Regions from separate parts of the Homo sapiens genome. Here region 1 is linked to region 2. A link is a loop called in an ENCODE intact Hi-C map of the cell type or tissue named here. Cell type or tissue: spleen. All regions are shown on one strand. Links, peaks and the distances in the headings refer to the core of each region. The heading gives the core; the rest is flanking DNA. Region 1 overlaps ADD1 (adducin 1). Region 2 overlaps ADD1 (adducin 1).

Region 1 (5,367 bases), core at 243-5,242, 70 kb before region 2:
TTTATCCCAATAATTTAAACTTGGCAACTGTAATACGTATTTTTACTTTTTAAAGTGAAAAATGCTAATAAGAACCAGAGGAAAAAATGCAGGAACTAGGATCCTGGATATAGAAAAGGATTCCAAGTCTACTTCTCATTTCGGGGAAAATATGGACCAGCACTATTCTAACTCCTTCCATCTCTGTCTTTATTTCAGAAGTTTAAGATTAATAGCTTAGGATCAGCAGGTCCGTATTTTGAACCAGCAGCTATCATCATCCTTCTGAGCTCCCAGGGCCTCTGCTCCCACCCTAACAGCTGGCTCGCCTCCCCAAGTACCACGTTGGCAGCTACCTTCCAGAAGCCAGGTGTCCATAAAAAGGCCGCCATACCACCTAGCTGAGTGAGCATACAGCCTCAACCGGGAAAAGGTGCTGACCTCTGGCAGCCAGCCTGCATTTTACCTGTGGCACATTCTCCCCTCAGCCCATGCCAAGGGCCAGATCAGACCTCCTGTGGGTTCTCCTGCTGACAGCTCTGTGATCACAGAGCACGGCCAGAGCCTGTCCCCATCCACTCAGCTGCCATCACAGCCCTGCTGAAGGAGCCTCACACATCGGGGGGAAACTCCACATATCTTGTTTGACTTGTTTTTAAAAACAATCCAGGTTACTCAGATCCCAGGAGACTCCAAAGGGCAGACACATGTCTGTGTACATGTGCACAGAAACTAGGAGGAGGCCACATGACCCACAGCTCAAGCTGACTACCTCCAGTTCTCGCTCTAAGGCAGGTAATTACAGCAATGGCTCAGACAAAGCTTCACTGGAGGGAGACAACCAGCAGCAGGGCCTGGTGTGTGTGGCGGCCTGAATAGTAAATAGCGGTGTGACACTGAAAAACAATTCAGCAACTCAAATTTCAGTCACAACTACGTAATGCAGTGGCTGGTCTAGAACGAGACAAAAACCGGTGAAGAGGTCCTCTTAGGAGGAGTGCCTAGCTCCCAGGATGACGACGGCCCAGGAGAGCAACAGTCAGTCCCACACAACAAGGTGGCTCCAGCAAGGCTGACCCCGGAGGACTGAGAAGCACACTGAGGTTTCAGTAAAAACCTGAGTTGGAGCTTACGGCCCTGAGGATGCTGGCGGGAGCCTCCTGGCAGGGGTCCCTGTGCCCCTGGTTCTTCTTGGTGCCAGCACCAAGGCTGCTCAGAGCCTAGTGGACAAGAGAGCTGGCAGCAGGGAGCTTGGGGGAAAAGCAGCTGATGCCCAAAAGCCCTCAAGGAATAGGCTTTGGAGACCTGCTTCTCTCATTAGTTCTCAACATTTCCTTTTCAAAGCCTGACATTTGAAACCACCTGCTCCGTGAGGGTCTCAAACTTGAGCCGCTTATTTGTATTCATTTTAAGACTGCCCCATCTTTGACAAAAACAAGACCGCCTTTGTCAGCGGGCTACCAAGAGAAGTACAGGCTGCACCAGCCATTCCTGATGGGACCTGGGCACATGCCAGGGCAGTCAGCATTTTCACCCTCCGGCCTGTGACCACACCTGCACAGGAAACCCTCAAGGTTTATGGAGAAAGAGAATTTCTGTCAGAAACCCCAAGCCCTACACACAAGCACAGTAAGGACGTTCAGAGCGTCCCCCTGCACAGAGGCCGGGGCTGACTGCTGTGACCAAAGACTCAGTGAGGAAGGCAGTGCGCTTCTGTCCAAATCAGGGCTCGGCCACGCACAACCTCGTTCTCGCGAGCCGCCCTGTCTGAGCTCCCTATTCCTCTGCTCCAGCCGGGGGAAAATGACCTATCTCTCAGGGTTACTTTGAGAATGAGATGAGATGTACGCACAATAGCACTGGGCATGTGCCCGGCACAATGACTGCTCAGCAATGCTGAGTGTTAATGAATCAAACTGAGTAAAGGAGGTCTCTCCCCGGTGAAGCTTCAACAGACAGAAATACTGTGTTCGTAAAGAGACAAATGTCAGGGTGACAGGCAACATGGCCGAATAGGAACAGCTCCGATCTGCAGCTCCCAGTGAGATCAACGCAGAAGGTGGATGATTTCTGCATTTCCAACTGAGGTACCTGGCTCATCTCCCTGGGACTGGTTAGACAGTGGGTGCAGCCCACGGAGGGCGAGCCAAAGCAGGGTGGGGTGTTGCCTCACCCAGGAAGTGCAAGGAGTCGGGGAACTCCCTCATCTAGCCAAGGGAAGCCATGAGGGACTGTGGCTTGAGAAACAGTGCATTCCAGCTCAAATACTACGCTTTTCCCACGGTCTTCGCAATCCACAGACCAGGAAATTCCCTTGGCTGCCCATGACACCAGGACCCTGGGTTTCAAGCACAAAACTGGGCAGCCGTTTCGGCAGACACTGAGCTAGCTGCAGGAGTTTTTTCTGATACCCCAGTGGCGCCTGGAATGCCAGCAAGACAGAACCCTTCACACCCCTGGAAAGGGGGCTGAAGCCAGGGAGCCAAGTGGTCTTGCTCAGCAGATCCCACCCCCATGGAGCCCAGCAAGCTAAGATCCACTGGCTTGAAATTCTTGCTGCCAGCACAGCAGTCTGAAGTCGACCTGGGATGCTGGAGCTTGGTGGGGGGAGGGGCATCCACCATTACTGAGGCTTGAGTAGGCCATTTTCCCCTCACAGTGTAAACAAAGCTGCCAGGAAGTTCACACTGGGCAGAGCCCACCGCAGCTATGCAAAGCCACTGTAGCCAGACTGCCTCTCTAGATTCCTCCTCCCTGGGCGGGGCATCTCTGAAAGAAAGGCAGCAGCCCCAGTCAGGGGCTTATAGATAAAAGTCCCATCTCCCTGGGACAGAGCACCTGGGGGAAGGGTTGGCTGTGGGCACAACTTCAGCAGACTGAAGTTACTACCTGCTGGCTCTGAAGAGAGCGGTGGATCTCCCAGCACAGCACTCAAGCTCTGCTGAGGGACAGACAGCCAACTCAAGTGGGTCCCTGACCCCTGTGCCTCCTGACTGGGAGACACCTCCCGGCAGGGGTCAACAGACACCTCATATAGGAGAGCTCCAGCTGGCATCTGGCAGGTGCCCCTCTGGGACGAAACTTCCAGAGGAAGGAACAGGCAGCGATCTTTGCTGTTCTGCAGCCTCTGCTGGTGATACCCAGGCAAACAGGGCCTGGAGTCGACCTCCAGCAAACTCCAACAGACCTGCAGCAGAGGAGCCTGTCTGTTAGAAGGAAAACTAACAAACAGAAAGGGATAGCATCAACATCAACAAAAAGGACATCCACATGAAAACGCCATCTGAAGGTCACCAACATCAAGGACCAAACGTAGATAAATCCACAAAGACGAGGAAAAACCAGTGCAAAAAGGCTGAAATTTCCAAAAACCAGAATGCCTCTTCTCCTCCAAAGGATCACAACTCCTCACCAGCAAGGGAACAAAACTGGACAGAGAATGAGTTTGATGAACTGACAGAAGTAGACTTCAGAAGGTGGGTAATAACAAACTCCTCTGAGCTAAAGGAGCATGTTCTAACCCAATGCAAGGAGGCTAAGAACCTTGAAAAAAGATTAGAGGAATTGCCAACTAGAATAACCAGTGTAGAGAAGAACATAAATGATCTGATGGAGCTGAAAAACACAGCATGAGAACTTCGTGAGGCATACACAAGCATCAATAGCCAAATCAATCAAGCAGAAGAAAGGATATATCAGAGATTGAAGATCAACTTAATGAAATAAAGTGTAAAGATTAAAAGAAAAAAGAATGAAAAGGAATGAACAAAGCCTCCAAGAAATATGGGACTATGTGAAAAGACCAAAGCTACATTTGATTGGTGTGCCTGAAAGTGACAGGCAGAATGAAACCAAGGTGGAAAACACTCTTCAGGATATTATCCAGGAGAACTTCCCCAACCTAGCAAGACAGGCCAACATTCAAATTCACGAAATACAGAAACACCACAGAGATACTCCTCAAGAAGAGCAACCCCAAGACACATAATCATCAGATTCACCAAGGTTGAAATGAAGGAAAAAATGTTAAGGGCAGCCAGAGAGAAAGGTTGGGTTACCCACAAAGGGAAGCCCATCAGACTAACAGCAGATCTCTCTGCAGAAACCCTACAAGCCAGAAGAGAGTGGGGGCCAATATTCAACATTCTTAAAGAAAAGAATTTTCGGCCGGGTGCAGTGGCTCACGCCTGTAATCCCAGCACTTTGGGAGGCTGAGGCGGGCAGATCATGAGGACAAGAGATCGAGACCATCCTGGCTAACATGGTGAAACCCCATCTCTACTAAAAATACAAAAAAATTAGCTGGGCATGCTGGCGTGCACCTGTAGTCCCAGCTGCTGGGGAGGCTGAGGCAGGAGAATGGTGTGAACCCTGGAGGCGGAGCTTGCAGTGAGCCGAGATCACGCCACTGCACTCCAGCCTGGGTGACAGAGCAAGACTCCGTCTCAAAAAAAAAAGAATTTTCAGCCCAGAATTTCATATCCAGCCAAACTAAGCTTCGTAAGTGAAGGAGAAATAAACTCCTTTACAGACAAGCAAATGCTGAGAGATTTTCTCACCACCAGGCCTGCCTTACAATAGCACCTGAAGCAAGCACTAAATATGGAGAGCAAAAACCAGTTCCACCCACTGCAAAAACATACCAAATTGTAAAGACCATCGACACTATGAAGAAACTGCATCAGTTAACAGGCAAAATAACCAGCCAGCATCATAATGACAGGATCAAATTCACACATAGCAATATTAACCTTAAATGTAAATGGGCAAAATGCCCCAATTAAAAGACACAGACTGGCAAACTGGATAAAGAGTCAAGACCTGTCACTGTGCTGTATTCAGGAGACCTGTCTCACATGCGAAGATATGCACTGGCTCAAAATAAAGGGATAGAAGAATATTTACCAAGCAAAAGAAAAGCAAAAAAAAAAAAAAGCAGGAGTTGCAATCCTAGTCTCTAATAAAACAGACTTTAAGCCAACAAAAATTTAAAAAGACAAAGCAGGGCATTACATAATGGTAAAGGGATCAATGCAACAACAAGAACTAACTATCTTAAATATACAAGCACCCAATACAGGAGCACCCAGATTCATAAAGCAAGTTCTTAGAGACCTACAAACAGACTCAGACTCCCACACAATAATAGTGAGAAATTTTAACATCCCACTTTCAATATTAGATCAACGAGACAGAAAATTAACAAAGATATTCAGGACTTGAACTCAGCTCTGGACCATGCGGACCTAACAGACATCTACAGAACTCTCCACCCCAAATCAACAGAATATACATTCTTCTCAGCACCACATCGCACTTATTCTAAAATTGACCACCTAATTGGAAGTAAAACACTCCTCAGCAAGAGAATGGAAATCATAACAAACA
Region 2 (5,367 bases), core at 274-5,273:
AGCTGTGATCGCGCCACTGCACTCCAGCCTGGGCAACAGAGTGAGAACCTGTCTCAAAAAAAAGAAAAGAAAAAAACTTGTGCACTCCAGTCTGAGTGTCAGAGCAAGACTGTGTCTCTTTAAAAAGAAAAAAAAAAAGTCTGGACTAAAACACTGAACAACAGCAGCATGTAACTTGAGAGTTGAATAATTGGAATTAAAGAACTTTCATGCCTTTGCTGTATCTAGGAGGGCGACAGAATATTAGTTTTAGACTTCGTTAAATATGCATAGCAAAATTTCAAGGGTAATCACTAAAAGAATATTAAGAGTATGTCATTTCCAAACCAAAAGATGGAAGAATATAAAGAAAAACAAACAACTCCCAGTTGTTTAAAAAGGCAAGCATGGGGAGAAAAGACAAACAGAATACAAAACCTAAGATGATAAAGAAAGTACAAATTTATCTGAATCATAACATAAATGTACTAAATTATGCCAGTTAAAAGACAGAAATTACAGGTAACTTATAAGAGACACTCTTTTAGTAAGCTGAGTAACGGTCCCCAAGTTAACAGGTCTGAATAATGCCTGGAACCTGTAAATATTACTTTATATGGCAAAGACTACAGATATAATTAAGTATTTTGGGATTGTGAAATTATCCTGGATTACCTGGGTGGGCCCTGAATGTAATCACCAGTATCCTTATAAAATCGAGGTGGGGGAGATTTAACCACACAGAAGACAAGAAACCAATCTGACCTGGGTCACAAAGATTGGAGTGATGCAGCCACAGCCAAGGAATGTGGCAGCCATGAGAAGCTGGAAGAGGCGAGGAACAGATTCTCCCATACGACCTCCAGAGGAAGAATGCACAGCCCTAGTGACACCTTGATTTTGGTCCAGTGATATTGTTTTCAAACTTCTGGCCTCCAGAACTATGAGAGAATAATTTCTGCTGTTTTAAAGCACCACGTATGTGGTAACTTGTTACAGGAGCCACAAAAAACTAATATACCCATGAAACAGAACACAGACAGTCTGAAAATAAATGGACAAAAATACAAATACCAGGCAAACACCAAACAAAACAAAGCTGGAGTAATTATATTAATATCAGACAATGAAGACCAAGAAAATAAAAGCATTTATTCGGAATGGAAAAGGCCATAAACCTAAGTACAGCTCAACAGGAAGATGAAAAGTATAAGGTTATTCACACCTAATAAAATACTGTCAACATATATGAACCAAAAATTGCTAGAACTCACAGAGAAACTGACAAATCTACCATAATGAGATTACCATAATAATCTACCACATTGCTCAAGTCAGTAACAGTAAATAGGAAATATGAGCAATGCAAGCAAAAAGTTAGATCATTAGAGATATACAGAACCTTGCACCTCCCTTTCTCACACAAATTAAATACATATTCTTTCTTTCTTGCTTGCTTGCTTGCTTTCTTAAGATGGAGTCTCATTCTGTCGCCCAGACTGGAATGCAGTGGCATGATCTTGGCTCACTGCAGCCTACGCCTCCTAGGTTCAAGCAATGCTCCTGCCTCAGCCTCCTGAGTAGCTGGTATTACAGGCGTGTGCCACCACACTGGGCTAATTTTGTTGTATTTTTAGTACAGATGGGGTTTCACCATGTCGGCCAAGCTGGTCTCAAACTCCTGATCTCAGGTGATCCGCCCACCTCAGCCTCCTAAAGTGCTGGGATTACAGGCATGAGCCACTGCACCCAGCCCATATTCTTTAGAATACAAGGAATGTTTATAAACATTCATGTCATATCTGGCAATAAAGAAAATCACAACAAATTCCAGGGAATCAGCAGCACACAAGCCATTTCTCCGGGTGCAATGCAATTAAAACATAATAACGGCCAGACGCGGTCGCTCACGCCTTTAATCCCAGCACTTTTGGAGGCCGAGGCAGGTGGATCACCTGAGGTCAGGAGTTCAAGACCACCCTGGCCAATGTGGTGAAACCCTGTCTCTATTAAAAATACAAAAACCAGCCAGGCGTGGTGGCGGGCACCTGTAATCCCAGCTACTTGGGAGACTGAGGGAGGAGAATCGCTTGAACCTGGGAGGCGAAGGTTGCGGTGAGCCGTGATTGCACCATTGCACTCCAGCCTGGGTGACGAGAGCAAAACTCAGTCTGAAAGAAAAAAAAACAACATAATAACAGAAGAGTTTCTTCAAACCATATATTTAGAAATTTAAAGGTACATTTTAAAATAATTTATGGGCCAAAAAAGAAATCATAATGAAAATTTAAATATACATTACTAACAAAAATATTACAGTTGGAAACTATTGGCTTCACTAAAGAGATGCTTCTAGAGAGCTATATAGCCTTAAACACTTATACTAGAAAAAGACGCCGGTGGCTCACACCTGTAATCCCAGCACTTTGGGAGGCTGAGGTGGGCAGATCACCTGAGGTCAGATGTTTGAGACCAGCCTGGCCAACATGGTGAAACCCTTATCTCTACTAAAATTATAAAAATTAGCTGGGTGTGGTGGGCGCCTATAATCCCAGGTACTGGGGAGGCTGAGGTGGGAGAATTGCTTGAACCTGGGAGACAGAGGTTGCAGGGAGCCAAGATCGTGCCACTGCACTCCAGCCTGGGCAACACAGTGAGAACCTGTCTCAAAAAAAAAAAAAAAAAAAGTAAGTGACCAACTTCTAAAAAGTTACAGAAAGAACAGAGTAAAACCCAATCTAGCAACCTGTACATTCATTATGCTTTAAACACTATATGTAATTTGTATCCTTAAAACAACTCTGATGGTTAGATTACAGCTATTTCCACAGCTACAAATGTCCTGCTTATCTGAGTTTAAAAGCACCTTCAGGCCTGCCTGGGCAACATAGCAAGGCCTTGGCTCTACTAAAAAAAAAATTTTTTTAGTTAGCTGGGTGTGGTGGGGTGGGTCTGCAGGCCCAGCTGCTCAGGAAGCTGGGTGGGAGGACTGCTCGGGCCCACGAGGTCAAGGCTGCAGTGAGAGCCAAGATCGCACCGCTGCACTTCAGCCTGGGTGACAGAGCAAGACTCTGTCTCCAAAAAAAAAAAAAAAAAAAGATATTTCCTGCTTTACAAACAGTACAGAAAACACCTAGTACAGAAAATAGAAGACACTGAATGCTGCAGACACCCTAGGTCAGTGACATTGCTGGTGATTCTGTTGTCAAAGTATGTGTGCTTCAGTCCCTGGAGACGTTGCTCAGAAAAAAACTGAAATGGAGTATCTGCGAAACCCCATCTCTACAAAAACACACAAAAATCAGCCGGGTGTGGTGCTGTGCACCTGTAATCCCAGCTACTCAGTACGCTGGGGCACAAGAATCGCTTGAACCCGGGAGGCGGAGGTTGCAGTGAGCCAAGATCGCACCACTGTACTCCAGCCTGGGCGAAAGAGCGAGACTCTCTTTCAAAAAAAAAAAAAAAGAAAGAAAAGAAAAGAAAAAAAAGAAAAGAAAAGAAAAGAAAAGAAAAGAAGGAAGGAAGGAAGGAAGGAAAGAAAGAAAGAGAAAGAAAGAAAGAAAGGAAAGAAAGGAAAGAAAGGAAAGGAAAGAAAGGAAAGAAAGAAAGAAAGAAAGAAAGAAAGAAAGAAAGAAAGAAAGAAAGAAAGAAAGAAAAGAGGCCGGGTGCTGTGGCTCATGCCTGTAATCCCAGCACTTTGGGAGGCTGAGGCGGGCAGATCACCTGAGGTCAGGAGTTCGAGACCAGCCTCAACATGGGGAAACCCCGTCTCTACTAAAAATACAAAAATTAGCCGGGCGTAGTGATGCATGCCTGTAATCTCAGCTACTCGGGAGGCTGAAGTAGAATTGCTTGAACCTGGGAGGCGGAGGTTGCGGTGAGCCGAGATCGAGCCATTGCGCTCCAGCCTGGGCAACAAGAGCGAAACTCCATCTCAAAAAAAAAAAAGAATAAAAACTGAGTATCCGGATGGTGGGGGTCATCTATTTCCCCCCTAAAGACTGGTCAATTAACATCACATCCCTTCCTACTGAAGGAGACACTCAGACCAAAAGGGAGTTCATTCTATGAGACTAAAGACCATTCCTAACCTTCCTTCCTGCCTGAAGCCCTATGTGACAATAACTTGAATAACTTGATTAATGGTATCATCTGGCAACAAGGTTGGCCTTTTAAGAAAATCTTAGAAAGCATGGTTTAACCACAAAGTTCCTACTAAACTGCAAACACATGCAGCTGTATCAGACAAAAAAATACCTCTACATAGGCTTTATTTTGAGAGAGAGGGAGAGACAGACAAAAAAGAGCTACAAGGCTCTCTATTGCATCTTCTGTGTCTTTCCCTCTTAAGGCCTGCTCCTCCATCCTCTATGTTCTGGAAAAGAAGGAAAGAAAGCACACTGACAGAATCCTCACATACTGTAAGCATTGTAAGTTTGCTTACCACAGCCTCACACCTCCAGTTAGATATGACTGTTATTATTATTACTCCTATTTCTGCAGATGAGAAAAATTAGTTCAGAGAATTTCACCATTTTGATCCAGGGCCACACATCTTGAGTGGCAACATTTTTAAAAATTAGCCAGCTGTGGTGGTATGCACCAGTAGTCCTAGCTATTCCGGAGGCTGAGGTGGGGAGGATTACTTGAGCCCAGGAGTTCCAGGTTACAGTCAGCTATGATTATACCACTGTTCCCCAACCTGAACAATAGAGCAAGACTGTCTCTAAATGAAGTATACAGAGTTTTAGTGTATTCAGAGTTGTGTAACTAATCATCACAATCTAACGTTATAACATTTTCAACACCCAAAAAGAAACCCCATACACATTAGCAGTCATTCCTCATTCCCACTCCATTCTCCCCAGCTGGAGCCCCAGTCAACCCCAAATCTACCTTCTGCCTGTATAGATTTGCCTACTGGGGGTCAGGTACAGTGGCTCACACCTGTAATCCCAGCACTTTGGGAGGCCGAGGCGGGTGGGTCACTTGAGGTCAGGAGTTCAAGACCAGCCTGGGCAACGTGGTGAAACCCCATCTCTACTACAAATATAAAAATTAGCCGGGCGTGGCCAGGCGCGGTGGCTCACGCCTGTAATCCCAGCACTTTGGGAGGCCGAGGCGGGCGGATCATGAGGTCAGGAGATTGAGACCATCCTGGCTAACACGGTGAAACCCCATCTCTACTAAAAATACAAAAAATTAGCCGGGCATGGTGGCAGGCGCCTGTAGTCCCAGCTACTCAGGAGGCTGAGGCAGGAGAATGGCGTGAACCCGGGAGGCAGAGCTTGCAGTGAGCCAAGATCGTGCCACTGCACTCCAGCCTGGGCGACAGAGCAAGACACCGTCTCAGAAAAAAAAATCAGCCGGGCATGGTGGCACACACCT

What was found. Peaks named below come from ENCODE experiments on the same cell type or tissue, not always from the same donor. Only the 100,000 strongest peaks of a DNase experiment are listed, where the experiment ranks them.
Region 1: a loop joins it to region 2, with 2.3 times the contacts of the local background. A loop is called at or near these places in 52 of 110 quality-filtered maps.

The regions. Positions count from the first base shown.
Region 1 is chr4:2,920,205-2,925,571 of GRCh38, reverse strand. All of the region lies in intron 14 of ADD1 (adducin 1), which reads right to left. Among named protein-coding and RNA genes, the nearest start is that of SLC75A1, 12 kb to the left of the region's middle. RefSeq lists enhancers at 839-1,734, 1,735-2,630, 2,631-3,528. In spleen, for the core only: no CTCF peak of the experiment used is centred there; DNase peaks (open chromatin) are centred at 461, 1,611 and 2,691; H3K4me3 peaks cover 724 bases; H3K27ac peaks cover 2,812 bases.
Region 2 is chr4:2,850,407-2,855,773 of GRCh38, reverse strand. The region is part of intron 1 of ADD1 (adducin 1); the gene reads right to left. Among named protein-coding and RNA genes, the nearest start is that of ADD1, 9.2 kb to the right of the region's middle. RefSeq lists enhancers at 2,812-2,871, 3,002-3,051. In spleen, for the core only: no CTCF peak of the experiment used is centred there; a DNase peak (open chromatin) is centred at 2,963; H3K4me3 peaks cover 719 bases; H3K27ac peaks cover 4,860 bases.